3 separate regions of the Mus musculus genome follow, and regions 1 and 2 are each linked to region 3. A link is a contact called in ENCODE Hi-C or POLR2A ChIA-PET data. All regions are on one chromosome and are shown on one strand. Each heading gives the region's core, a stretch centred on a gene start or an enhancer-like site at or near the end of the contact. The rest is flanking DNA. Distances are from core to core; before and after follow the strand shown. Region 1 overlaps Gm32287 (a long non-coding RNA gene). Region 2 has its middle 9.2 kb from the start of Gm52570. Region 3 has its middle 11 kb from the start of Gm38464.

Region 1 (4,588 bases), core at 478-2,977, 55 kb before region 3:
TCACTCCTGTGGACTAACCAAGGGCCCTGAGCTGAGCCTTCTCTCACGCCCCTAATGTGGGAGAAATTCATCAACCTCTTTGTTGGGCGGTCCGTGGGCCCGAACAGGAACCTCACCAACTGGACAACACGGAAACCAGAAGTTCCGACTGGGCCTCCCCGCCTCTGGGCCTCCCAGCCTCTGGGCCGTGGGGTTGCCAGCCCTTCTCCAGGCTGTGTCTCCCCACTCTTGAAGACAGGCTGTTCCCAGCCCTCCCCGACTCTCTCAGCCCTGCGAGGTGCTTGGCAGAGCTGCGGCAGGCCCGGGGTGCCCTGTCCCGCCCATCAATTCCCATCTGGGGGGCCAAGGTCGACCTGGGGGCAGGCGGGCTGGGCCCTGTCTGGGGATAAAGGCAGGCGCCCCAGGGTGCAGCCAGCTTAATAACAGGCTCTGGGATCCAGGGGTTTGAACTCAGGCTAATAGGCTCAAACACAAATTGAACAGCCCACGGTTCCATCAGCGCCTCTGACAGCCAGCTCTTCCCACACTAGTGCTCCTCTCTGGCCTCTCCCACCCGCCTCACCGCTGGAGCCCCCTCTGTGTGCCCAGCATGCAGACCCCCCCTACGGTACTGGGAACAACCTCCCCGTCCTGCCCTGGTCCTGTGTGCCTCAATCTCTCCTCTTGCTCCTCTGCCTCGGCACTCCTCCATCAGCCAGGCTGTGGCCTGCCCCAGGGCCTTTGCACTGACTGTGCCTCCTGCCCGGAGCTCTGTTCACCTGTTCTGGCCACAGCTGCTCCTCGGTGAGACCCTTGGCCCCACCCTGTAGCGCCTACAACCCTGCTTCATTTCTCCATCCCTGTCACGGTCCTGTTGGGGTCTACATCTGGGTAGGTTTTGTTTTTTGAGTCAGGGTTTCTCTGTGTAGCTCTAGCTGTTCTGGAACTCACTCTGTAGACCAAGGAGATCTCAAACCAATAAAGAGCCGCTTGCCTCAGGCTGGCCTCCAACTCAGAGATTCTCCTGCCTCTGCCTCCTGAGTGCCGACTTAAAGGCATGCGTCAACATCACATGACTCTGGAGATCTTTTTAAATACATGTATTTCAATTTTTTGAGATTTATTTATTTTTATTTAATGTGTGTCGGTGTTTTGCCTGCCTGTGTGCCTGTACACCCTGGTACCTGGTACCCAAGGAGGCCAGAAGAGGGTGTCAGGTGCCCTAGGACTGGAGTTATCATGTGGGTGCTGGGAATTGAACCCAAATCCTCCAAAAGGGCAGCCAGTGCTCTTAACCACAGAGACATCTCTCCAGCCTCTTAAATATATATTTTTTAGTTTACACTGAACATGTGCATATTTATAAAATACCGTGTGATGCTTTTTTGTTTTGTTTTGTTGTTTGTTTTTTGTTTTGTTTTATTTTTCTGAGACAGGGTTTCTCTGTGTAGCCCTGGTTGTCCTGGAACTTACTCTGTAGACCAGGCTGGCCTCGAACTCAGAAATCCGCCTGCCTCTGCCTCCCGAGTGCTGGGATTAAAGGCATGTGCCACCACCGCCTGGCGCCCGTGTGGTGCTTTGATGCAGGGTCAGTAACCGGCTGTCACCACTGGTTAACTGCAGAAACCAGGGCTTCAGACTCAGCCAGAACAGTAGAGCCACCAGAGCCACCGGTGGGCACCCCATAAGTGGGCTAACTGGACTATGCTGGACTCAGAGTGGTGGTGGCAGCGGCGGCGGCGGCAGCAGCGTGGTGACCTCTCACCTCCGCCTGCCTGGATCACCATCCCTGCGCACCTGCACCCCCTCCCACCTCCCCTCGCCAGCCTTTGGCACCCAAGCTTCTCAATTTTCCCTCCTTCTGTGGACTGCCAGCTGGCCCCCCGCCAGCCCCGTTCCCCCGCCTGCTGCCCTTCCTGGACACAGGCCCATGAAGGATGAGGAAGGGCCCGCGGTGGCTGGCCAGGTGCCATGAGAACGCGGACCCTGGGGCCCAAGTCTCCTCACTGCACTGCCAGACACCTGTGTAATGAGTGCCATTATGGGGACCTGCCAGGCAGGCCCCGGCTCGCCCTAGCCACCCAGGCTGTGAAGGTGATGCAGTTGGGGTTCAGGGAGTGTTGCGGGTGCAGTGTGTGTGTGAGGGGGGTGGCCCCAGGGTTCTGCCCTACGTTTCTGGATAAGCCAGGCCTGACTTCCTATCTTCTGCAGATCCCAAATCTCAGGCCTCACCTTCCAAGTTGGATAAAAGGCAGGCCAAGAAAGACAGCCATTTATTGAGGACTTACTGTGTGCCCACTTGGTCTTCCAAGCTGGCTCCTGTCCCCTCCCACTGTGGGACGCTCGCTCACCTGTGTTCTGTTTATCTTCCCTCTCTCTCCATTTGGACACAGATGAGTACCTACTGTGTGTCAGGCTCATGCTTCTTACGTAAACTCATTTGTAGCCCTACAAAGTGAATAACGTAATTAACTCGCGTTACAGAGAAAACTCAGGAAGGTGAAGCAACTGGTCAGACGTCACACAGCTGATAACTGCTGAAGCAGGAACAGGTCCAGGTTCTCTGGCCCCAGAGTCCACAGCCCTAACCACTGCACACCATGCCCCGAGTCAGCTCACACAGGCAGGGAGTGTGTCCTCGCTGCATGCCCCATCCCAGCCCAATGCCTGGCATATAATAAGTGCTAAAAAAAAAAAAAAAAAAAACAACTGAGTGAGGGCTGACGAGATGGCTTGGTGTATAAAGTTGTCATCTGCCCCCAACCCTGACAACCTGAGTTCAATTCCTGGGACCTAGAAGGTGAATGACTCAACCCCTGCAAGTTGCCCTCTGACCTCCCCCACACACGTACTGTGGGATACAAAGGCGCCTGCGCGTGCACACACATAAATACATATAAAAATTTAAATACCGAGGGAAGGGTGAATGAACGAAACAATGAATCGAGTACACTCACTAATGAAGATCTAAGGCTCAGAGAGGTGAGGTGACTTACAGGAGACACACAGCACCGCTGCTGTCACAGAACCAAGATGCACCCATGTGACAGCTCCTGCCCCTCCACCCTCCTGCCCATCTCCAAATGTGCTGTGACTCCAGCTATGCCCAACAAGGGTGGACAGGTGCCTGTACCAGATGACACCTTTATACATGTAGGGAACCTGATCTCTAACCTGGGCCTGAGGTGTAGGTCTGCCCCAGACTCCAGCCTGGGAACTGAGACCCTGCCCGGCCCCTCTGTGTTCTTCCAGCTCTGGAGCAGTGGAGAACTCTTGCCTGTCCCCTTTAGGGCCTCTGTATCTGCCTCTCCTCTTCCGGGGACACCTCCAGGCTTGCTGTCTCACAGCAGGGGTCCTTGGTGACAACTGTCCGTGCTGTCCACAGCCACAGCTTCTGGCTACAGAAGGCCTGTCCACCATGCTGGGCCATCGCCCTGGCCACCTCTGACCTTCTAATTCTCGGTGGACTCCTGAACGAGTATCCCTGCTGGGTCTCTCTTCCCTACCTGTCTCTGGCCTTGAGGGTGGCATGTCCTGGCCCTGGGAGACAGAGAAGATGAGTCCTGCTGTCTTCCGAGTACGCAGGAGCTTGTGTGGTGGCCACTCACTGTGCGCTGGGCCCTGGACACTGTCACCATCCCTCCCTCTAGCCACCAGCATCCTCCCTTGTCTTTCCCAATTACTCCAGTCCCCTGCCTCTCCCAGAGCCTTCACACTGGCTATGCACACAGGCTCCTGCTGGGAAGCCGCCCCACTCACTGTCCATGGAAGTCACTTCAGGAGACCTCCCCCACAGCTTGTCATCCTCTGCCGTGTCTACCATGGTCCTAGCCCAGAGCCAAAATATTCTGCCATCCATGTGTTCCCCTCCCCCACTGTAGCCATCCAACCCACCCAACAACAGAGAGACCTGTATACAGAAGGTGCTCAAGCAATGGCTGCTAATAAAGTGAAGAGAATCAAAGAACACCTCCAGTCCCGTGTACCCCGGCCTGGCCCCCTCCTGCCAGCAGGCACCCCTCTGCACCCCACACCTGTCTGGTTCCCAGCCTTATAAAAACCACCGCCTCCACCTTGCCCCAGGGTGACCCAGGATGCCCAGGGGGTGAGGCCTATGCTGACCCCAGCCTGGCTTCCAAGACCTGGGCCTCAAGACACTGGTAATTGTTTGGGTGGGATGCTTTCGGCTAGATTGTCACCTGTCCTCAGGTATTCCTGAGATCAGGAAGCCAAGCGCCTCCACAGGGGAAACTGAGGCACAGTGCATGTGTCTACGTGCCCAGCTGTGCAGCCTACAGAAAGCAGGCCTGAGCTGGGGGCTTTCTGGGTTCGGGCTCATGCCTCAATCCTCTCCGTCCCCACTGTGAAAGGATCTTTTCTGACGTGAATCCAGTCCTGGCCCACATTCAGGACTTGTGCCTTCTCCACGAGCCTCAGTTTTGTCATCTGTCAAACAGGAATACATCTGTCCCTTTTCTGAAAGGCTAAGCCAGCTTCTCTGGAGGGAGGCCAGGGCCTCGTGTGCAGCCCCTTCTGAGGTCCCAAGAGGGCAGCTCCGGGCACCCACAGCCTCGGCTCTCTCAGTAAGGCAAAGGCTGAGGGGTCCTGG
Region 2 (4,724 bases), core at 1,978-4,477, 34 kb before region 3:
GGGTGGATGGATGATGGATGGATGGATGGATGATGGATGGATGGATGGATGATGGATGGATGGATGGATGGATGATGGGTGGATGGATGGATGGATGGATGGATGATTGATGGATGATGGATGGATGGATGGATGGATGGTTGGGTGGGTGGGTGGATGGATGGATGATGGATGGATGATGGATGGGTGGATGGATGCATGGTTGGGTGGATGGATGATGGATGGATGGATGATGGATGGATGGATGGATGGATGGATGGATGATGGATGGATGGATGGATGAGTGGGTGGGTGGGTGGGTGGATGGATGGATGGGTGGGTGGGTGGGTGGATGGATGGATGGATGGATGGGTAGATGGATGGATGGATGGATGGGTGGGTGGATGGATGATGGATGGATGGGTGGATGGATGGATGGATGGGGAGAGGAATAGGATGTATATGTCACCCCACCCCTCCTCCACAGCCCACTCTGGCCTTCATCTCTGCCCTGCCACCCTGGTAGCTGCCCTGCTTCTACAAGACTACCTCTGTCACTCATTCCTGGTTCCCAAAGTTCCTCCTTCCTCACCTCTCAGTTCATCCTGCCTGGATGGAGACAGCTCAAGCTCCAGTCAGGGGCATCTGGAAGGTTCCAGGTCCTGTTGCCTTTTGCAGACTCAGAACTCCCTTCCCTTCTACCTGGGATACTCCACCCCCCTCAGACAATGCCCTGGTTCCCTGATCTACACACTGTGTTCTGAAACAAAGTGACACCCAAGGCCCTGCAGGAGCTCTCCCAGGGTGGGCTGGGCAGGGGCTGGTAGGACCCAGCACAACACTTAGGTCCTTGGGTTCTGCACAACACTTAGGTCCTTGGGTTCTATGGGAGCTGCATTCCAGCCCCGTCACTCTAAGCCATTGTGAAGGGTGAGCAGAACCTGCTAAACAGGCCTATTTGTTGTTTGGGTTTTTTATTGTTGATATTGTTTTTGAGACAGTGTCTCACTATGTAGCACAGGTTAGCCTCCAATTCATGGTAATCCTCCTGTCTCATCCCCCCAGAGCTAGAACTATATGCATGCACCACCATGCCTGGCTCTGTCGAGCCCTTTGAATCCCTGATAAATGCTTTCTGATGTCTGGCTCAGTGTCAGTGCTGTGTGTGGAGCCACGCTGTGTGGTCCAGGTAACAGTGGCAAGGAAAGTGTCCTCAGACATCAGCACAGGGACCACTTTGTCCCCACACGGTTCCACAATAACTAGTTCAATCTGAGGACACAGACCTGGGGGGACACCACCACACACAGGATGACAGAGACAGCAGGAAACATCAGGGTGAGAACAGAGAGTGACAGGCTCATTTTAGGGAGACCTCGGAGCACACACCTGTGAGGATCATGGAAGGTTCCAGAACACATTTTCTGGGCAGAGCCACAACAGAGACAGAGACTGAGAGGAGTCAAGGAAATGCGTCTGCGGGTGAAGTAGGAGGCAGGGCTTAGGGCCAGTCCTGGGCCAGCTTCCCGCAGTTAAGGCAGGGGCCATGGCAGCATCGGAGCAGGGCAGAGGGTGAACCAACCAGGTTCTACGAAGACCCCTGGGGCTGAGAGGGTGTGAGTGGGAGATGGTGGGGGAGGAGACAAGGAGGCCGGCTGAGTGCTGGCCTAGGAGGGATGAGCCTTGAAGGCCAACCAGGTGAGGCAGCAGTGGGGGAGCCATGGGGATTTCCAGAACCCCAGGAAGGCAGAGCCAGAGGGATTTGTGGGCACTGCGGGTGTGGGGTTGGTGAGAGGGTGGCTGGGTGGCTCCAGGGTGAGGACATGGAATTTGTGGGCTGAGTGCTATCTTCTGAGCCAAGGAAAACAAAACAACTGTGTCTCCGATTGGGTTGAGGGTCTGCCTCAGACCCAGTAGGCAAGCGGCCATACCCGACAAGGGCCTAGGAGACCACACGGGCCTGAGCACACTGAGAGGCAGGAGAGGGCCTGTTTAAGAGGCTTGAGGGCAGTGGGGTAGAGAGAGGAGACCCCAACATCCTGGAGGGGGCTGCCTGGCAACCTTACCCAGTGAGGAGAAACCAGGGAGATGGGCAAGGCTGGGTCACCAGGACATGGCTGGTGGGGCAGGGGGTATGTTGCTGAGATGCCTATGAAATAAAAGATGAGCCCTTGCCTGGTCAGGGTACAGCGATGTGAAAGATGCATGTGGTACCTCAGCTCCCATTGGGACCTAGAAGGAAAGGAGAAGTGTCAAGGTTTCAGACCGAGGCTCCAGGAACCATGACGCGCCAGGTGTCTCGCTGTAAGATTTAACTGTTTTTGCTCTCCTGGTCATTGAAGATGGGATAAGGAGACAAAGGGGAGAAGCCTGGGATGGGAAAAATGGAGAGAGGGGGTCAGGAGGTGTCAAAGGAGGACCAGAGACTCCCGGCTCAGGGCTTGTGCCAGCAGTCAACTCCAAAAGCCCACACTGCTATTTCTGCTCTTGTTCCCTGAGGGTCTATGCCGTCCCAGGCAAACCCCCAAGCCTCAGCTGCTCAGAGCAAGCCTGTCTGCTCCCAGTTTGCACACCCAGTTCTGCATTCAATGTGGCCAGGAGACCCCTCAGATCCACCTTGCCCATCCAGGTGAGCATGGTCTCCACAAGACCTCTGTGCTCCCCCAAGGCCTCTGCTCTATGTGCCCACGCCTCTGTGGACAGATGACCATCTGAAGACCCCCTTTTCCAAAATGTCTTGTTCCCATGGGGCAAGTGCCGAGGCCTCCACACTCCTACCGCCCAGTCCCACATCCTGACTGCCTGTGGACAGGAGTTGCCTGGGCACTGAGCTTAACCTGGTATTGGGGCCCAGGACTCAGGGGACACAACAACCCCAGGCCTAGCTGAGGCTGGCTTTGTCCCCTACTTGGGCAGTGGATTGCCAGTTGGGAGTAGAGCAGCGTGGAGTCCCAACTGAAGCTGAAGGAGGCCGAAGACTCGGAGCCTCCCAGCCCGCCTGTGGCCCCAGCTCACAGGGGCCACACCCAGGCCACTATCACCATCTCAGAGGTTCATTGTTCCCGCCTGGCTCAGCTCCAAGGTCTGGCCCCACCCAGGCTCCCACTTCCCCCTGGGATCCCCCAGCACCCTAATCCGGGCCTCCCAGGGGCCTACTGAGGTGCTAGCTGAGGCAGCCCCATTGGGGCCCAAGACAGCTTCCCCTCTCTGAGCCTCTGTTTCCCCACAGACTACGTGGGGTGGCAGAACCTAAGGGGAAGCAAAGAGGGGTCTCCATGTTTGCTGGGTGGCAGAGTGCCAAGCAGGGTGGGAACTAAAGCGCAAGCTGCGTTCTGCCCAAGTCCTCTGCCCTTCCTACACTTGAAGGGCTAAGCCGGGAGCAGCCATTGCAGAGACTCACTCATAGAAGCCAAGCTCCCTTCCACATGCCAAGTGACACTGTGTGGCAGTGGGCAGGCCGTGGCAGTCCCTGGGCCTCGGCAAAGGGAAGGTGGCAGCTTTGCTCCCCCTCCAAAGGAAGGGAAGAGAGGGGTGCGGCCATGTTTCCTTTTCTTTTCTTTTTCTTTTTTCCTTTCTTTTTTTTCTTTTTAGCACAAAGAGCTTGAATGAAAAGCAGCTGTAGACAGAGATGCTATTGTGAAGGAAGGGCCTGAGACTCCCCAGCAGGCGGAAGAGCATCCTGAGTGTCAGGCTGGGTAAACAGAGGCTAAGGCATGGGCCAGAGACGCAGGCTGGAGGCAGCTGGGGTCTTCCATGCTTCCTGCAGGGGCCTACCCTGGGTGACTGCAGCCAGCCCTGAGCATTTCCTGTGTCCAGTTCTGGGCAGGCCATTGTGCCTCACCTCTGGGAGTCTCAATCCCCATCTTGAAAATATGCACAGGGCATTCCTTCTGCAGAGGGATTCCGGCCGTTGACCTTAGTCCCACCACTTGCTACTGTGTGGCTTAAAGTAAGCTACTTGGCCTCTCTGTGCCTATATCCCCCATGTGTCGAATGAGAGGCACCCTCGCCCACCAGCTACATGAACGAAGCTGGTCAAGTCTCCTCTGCTGCCCATCCCCCAGGCTTTCTGCCCTCATCCCTACTCTTCCCTGCGCACACATTCAGCCCAGCAGTTGCAGCACATACTTTAGCAAGCACCTACTATGTGCAGGCTAGATGCAGCTGAAACTGGGTAGAGAAAGAGTGTGCTAAGGACCCGTGTGCAGAAAAGATGCATAGGAAGTGTGGACACTGGTGCCTGCAGACACCACATGCTGCTTGCTGCTGGCCTCCCATGACCTTCAGGGGGGTCAGACAAAGGCACACAGTATGACCACACAGCAAGGCCAGCAGAGCTGAAATTGAAACTCCAAAGTGCAGTGACTCCCTGAACAGTGCTCCCAAGCTCAGACCTTTGTCCCTACAGGGGCCTTCTGCCTCTGCCCACCTCTTGATGTCCTTCCCTTGCCAACATTCACCATGACCCAAGGCCTCAACACTCCCCGAGGAGAGTGACCTTGGCCTGACTCGTGACCTTGGCCTGACTCGCTGATGCAAAGGAAAAGGGGGGAATATACATCCTGGGCCTCGCTCCTCCCTCCCAACTCAAAGTGGCCCAACGTGAGGTAAGGGAGGAGGCCTGGGTGGTCCTAGACACTGCCTGCCCTGTACCTCAGCCAAGGAAACAGAGGGAGCTGTTATGAAGTGTCTCTGGGCGTCAATTTACTATTTGTAAGAGAGGACAGCAGGCTGGAGCCCCCAGG
Region 3 (4,469 bases), core at 1,432-3,931:
TGAACCATTACCGGGCCTGTGATGGCCATGCAGCTCTGCGCTCCATGAGAGAAAACAGGCTTAGTGTGGGAACTTGACCCACTCCACAGCAAGGCAACAGAACGGAGAAGCAAGCCCAGGAGAGCCACTCCTAGGCCAAGTCTTGCTCTTCCCTCCACTTGCCTGCCTCTAACATCACTTCCTCCATGAAGCCTGCCAAAGGCACAATCCTTCCACCATGGCTTAAGTGTGTCAGGTAGATTTGGTGTTCAACCCTGGCATGTGCTCATTTGCATATCGTTTTGTTTTGTTATTTTGTTTAAGACAGGGACTCAACTACATTGACCAGGCTGGCCTTGAACTCACAAAGATCCTTATGCTTCTGTCTCCCAAGCACTGGGGCTTAAAGGTGTGTGGTACCCGGCTCACTTGCACATCGTATTAAAGTGTATCCTTTGCTACTCATCCCCAGGTGTGTCTCCTTTCCTAAGGCACCTCTCCGAGTGTGCCCACTAATGGCTGCCTCTCCATGAGGTAGCTCCCCCAGTGCACCTCATACCCCCAAGCCACATCCCCACTGTGCACCCCCTTTGCACCTGGGCGAGCCTGCCCACACACTCCCTCGCCTGGCTCAGCGGCTGCCAACCTTCCCAGGAGCCCTCCTCTGGCTTGCCCTGGCTCTCCCACCAGCCTAGCTCGCCCCTCCCCTTACAAGAACTCCAGGCAGAGCCTCACTACCCCGTGATAATTATCTAAACCCTCATGTCCCCAGCCCGGGGGCTCATGTCTGGTGACTTCAGTCCTCAAAGCAAGGGTGAGTGGGATGGGGAAGCTGGGGAGACAGCTCTGTGGGATGACAGGGGCCCCTGCCTGCCTTTTCCCTGATGGGAGCTTTGGCAATTGGGGAAGGCAGCGGTTTTACTAAGAAAAAGGAGAACAAAACAGGCAGAAGGTAGAGAGGCTCACAGCCTGAGTGAATCAGGGCTGAGTGGGCGGTTGGAGGGAAGACTCCATTGGAGTGTTGAGTGAAGAGAGGTCACGAGCCAGAAGGGCCTACGGGCAGAGCACCTGAGCAGGGCCTTGAAGACTTCACTCCTGTGGCAGCTCAGACCTTCCAACCCCCACCCAGCCCCCTGTCAACAAGTATACTTATGCCCACTTAAAGGAGCAAGAAGATTGCAGGCGCTCAGAGAGGCAAACCATTTGGCCCCAGGACACACAGCACCTGTGTGCAGAGCTGGAGCTAGAACCAACCTCTGCCAAGAAGAGATTTCCCACCTGTAACCAGTGTCCGTGGCTACATCAGTCCTCCCTGGGCCTCATTTTCTTGAGCAGTGTACATAACAATATTCCAACCTCACGGGTCATTTTTGCGTACAGGGGTCTATGACCCAGTGCAGAGAAAATCTGAAATCAGAGAGGGTGCCGGGGTGGGCTGGTAGTGTAAGCTCTGCTTGTATGCCTCCCTTGCTGAGAAGTTCACCTTGTACAGAGTTTTCCAATCCTAATTCCCCAGAGTTTGAATTTAATAAAACCTGCCTCTCTCATCCCATATTGGCCTGGGATGGCCTCTCTGGCCTGGCCTTAGGCCATAGAGACAAACACATCCTCGGCCCTGGGAACACAGAAGCAAAAGGGCAGACAAGGTCCCTCATGAATGACACTTGGCCGGTGTTCTGTAGGAAAGAGGCAGATGCTAACATGCAGCCCTCTGAACGGCCACGAGGTATCACTGGGAAAACTCAGCAACCCAAATTATCATCTGAGTGGTGGTGGCGGAACATGCCTTCAGTTGCAGCTCGGGAGGCAGAGGCAGGCAGATCTCTTTGAGTTTGAGACTAGCCTGGTCTACAGAGCTAATTCCAGGACAGCCAGGGCTACACAGAGAAACCCTGTCTTTAAATAAATGAATAAATAAATAAATAAATAAATAAACTCTCCACTGTGTGGGCCAGATGACATTCCTCCCTAGCTCAAAACTCCACCGTGCTTCCCCATCCTTCAGGGATTAAGTGTGACACCATAATAAGGCCACCACCACACTTCTCAGGGGACATCTTCGTGACCTTGTCTCCTGTCCCTCCACTCTAGCTTCTCATGTCCTTTGGACATATCGCCATCTTCCTAGCTCCACCTCCACCTGAAGACCAAGTGCCCCTTTCCTTTACAGCTGGCCAAGGCTTGCTAACCCTTCCGGTCTCTGCCCCACCCCTCTCTCTTTGTTCTGGTCTCCTTTCTCCCGTCTCTATGAAAGACCACGCAAAATGGAAAGAAAAAAAAAACATAGCCAGGAAAAAAGCATGAATCATATGTTTACAGGCACTAATTAATTACTAAGCTCAAAAATCCAATTTCCATTCTTCCTTTTCCCCGTCTTTGCCCTTTGAGAATGCTTGGAATCTGCGTTCTTTCCCAATGCAAAAGTATGTCAAGTTTATTTTTAGTAAAAGCACGTGATGACTGAGGCTGTTATTCAGTCTCCCGCGTCAGTGGGGAGCTCACCACAAGTGCTGGATGCTCTTCGAACTGGGTCCCAGGAGTCTGGCTGGCCCACACCCGCCAGTTGGGGTCAGAGTGTCCCTAGCAAGGTCCAAGGATTGGGGATTAGGGGTAGTGCAGGGTTTCCAGGCTGCAGTTCCTCCTCCAGGCCAGGAGGGGCGATATGGAGTCGGGGAACTAAAGGTAGATTCTCTGCTCCCAATTGGTGGAGCCAAAGCCTTCTTTCTGGATTAGGTCAACATTTGGACCATCCACATCCTGTGTTCAGGAAGCACGTGGTGGGACAGACAACAAGACTGACTCTCTCTCTCTCTCTCTCTCTCTCTCTCTAGTGCGCATGCGGGACAGACAGGGTAGGACGGGGGGGGGGGGGGGGGGACACACGACTTTACAGGATTCATCATTGGTTCGACAGGACAGGCTCTGTGCTCCGTGCAGCATACAACACTGAACCTTCTTCTCTACCGGCTTCCCCCCCCCCCCCGCCCCCCACTTCCTCTCTACTGGGACCCGGGCTGATGATCACTGCGAGTTCACTGAGCTTCCTGTCCAAATGGCAGCTTTGATCTCTTGAGCGTCTCAAACCCACTCTCTAACCCCAGCTCCCTGGTCTGTCAGCACAGTCCCTCTGTCCCCAGCGCTTACACATCAGCCTGAGCAAAGGCTCACTGTGCAGTCAGTTCCTTGCCTCTTTGAACCTCATGGCCTCTCTTATAAATGAGTTCCAGGGCTGGTGAGATGGCTCAGTGGGTAAGAGCACCCGACTGCTCTTCTGAAGGTCCGAAGTTCAAATCCCAGCAACCACATGGTGGCTCACAACCACCCGTAATGAGATCTGATGACCTCTTCTGGTGCGTCTGAAGACAGCTACAGTGTACTTACATATAATAAATAAATAAATCTAAAAAAAAATAAAATAAAATAAATAAATAAATGAGTTCCAACTCTGTACACCACAGGAGCGCCTCAAACTCAGTGGCCGAAAGGTTCTAGGCAGAGACGAGACGTTCAAATGAACTGGCAGTAGGCAAATGTGACCCTGACATGGCCAGTAGAGACATCACACTCTTATCTTCCCACTGCTCCAGGGAAGCCAGGCTGAAGCCTTATTTTCAGCGTGGGCCATGCATGTAAATCCACAGCATAAGCCCCACACCCCAGACCCAACACATCTCCGGGCTGGCCTGGCCCAGGGGCTGCCTGCTGCAGTCCTGAATGTCAGATAGAGTTGATTTCTAAGACCTTGGAGCCTGGGACAGCCTAGGATGGGGCGAGCAACATGGCCTCGCCCGGCCATGTGGGGGTAGCTATTATCCCAGCATTGGGAGGGCCTGCTGGGCAGGACTCCCTGGAGCTGGACCGTGGGCTGCTGAGCTTCGCTAGGCTCTTAATTATGAAGGATGATAATGATCTTGGTGGAGTGTGCGGATAGGTGGGGAATGACTTAGCTAACTGCGAGTCTGATTGTATCTATTGTAAGAAGCACACGTGGAATATCAGATTAGTGCTCTTTGTGTGCCCATTATTACACCGTATCATTAGTGCCCAGACTCACGAGCCACACGGCCCCCTTCCTTCTCCCTCTGACTTAGCTGACCACCAGCACAGCTCCTTATTGTTCTTGTGGTGTCCCTGCAGGCCTGTCACTGACCTCCTGGACAAGGTGTTCTCTGCTGGCCCTCTCAGGGAGAAGAGGCCAAAAATAAAGAAACAAAGCAAGCCAGGATAGGGAAAGGGAGAGAGGGGTTGGGTGGGGGCACAGGTGGCACAGACGCCATGACCAAGGCAACACTTTTTTTTGTTGGCTGTTTTGTTTTGTTTTGTTTTGTTTTTCGAGACAGGGTTTCTCTGTGTAGCCCTGGCTGTCCTGGAACTCAGTAGACCAGGCTGACCTCAAACTCAGAAATTCGCCTGCCTCTGCCTCGAAAGTGCTGGGATTAAAGGTGTGTGCCACCACGCACAGCCAAGGCAACAATTATAAGGACAGCATT

The links. Hi-C counts contacts between places; a loop is a spot of excess contacts on that map. ChIA-PET counts read pairs that join two places held with the same protein, here RNA polymerase II (POLR2A).
Region 1: POLR2A ChIA-PET joins it to region 3 with 68 read pairs in Patski. The contact joins two enhancer-like sites. A Hi-C loop is called at or near these places in 3 of 37 maps with a recorded cell type or tissue (T-helper 2 cell, heart and regulatory T cell). POLR2A ChIA-PET finds 5 or more read pairs at or near these places in 1 of 5 experiments (Patski).
Region 2: a map of gastrocnemius shows a loop between it and region 3 (2.3-fold over the local background). The contact joins two enhancer-like sites. A Hi-C loop is called at or near these places in 4 of 37 maps with a recorded cell type or tissue (adrenal gland and gastrocnemius). POLR2A ChIA-PET finds 5 or more read pairs at or near these places in 3 of 5 experiments (Patski and embryonic stem cell).

Annotation. Positions count from the first base shown.
Region 1 is chr2:167,765,516-167,770,103 of GRCm38, reverse strand. Gm32287 (a long non-coding RNA gene) reads left to right here. Exons shown (of 7, transcript XR_003954117.1): 7 at 1-996. Among named protein-coding and RNA genes, the nearest start is that of Gm14321, 9.7 kb to the left of the region's middle. Within about 2 kb of position 1,727, at least 1 of the 3 ENCODE cell types and tissues checked has a DNase peak (open chromatin) inside an H3K27ac peak, as active enhancers do; it is heart, where a contact is called at or near this core.
Region 2 is chr2:167,745,999-167,750,722 of GRCm38, reverse strand. No RefSeq gene overlaps it. Among named protein-coding and RNA genes, the nearest start is that of Gm52570, 9.2 kb to the right of the region's middle. Within about 2 kb of position 3,227, at least 1 of the 3 ENCODE cell types and tissues checked has a DNase peak (open chromatin) inside an H3K27ac peak, as active enhancers do.
Region 3 is chr2:167,711,648-167,716,116 of GRCm38, reverse strand. No RefSeq gene overlaps it. Among named protein-coding and RNA genes, the nearest start is that of Gm38464, 11 kb to the left of the region's middle. Within about 2 kb of position 2,681, at least 1 of the 3 ENCODE cell types and tissues checked has a DNase peak (open chromatin) inside an H3K27ac peak, as active enhancers do; it is heart, where a contact is called at or near this core.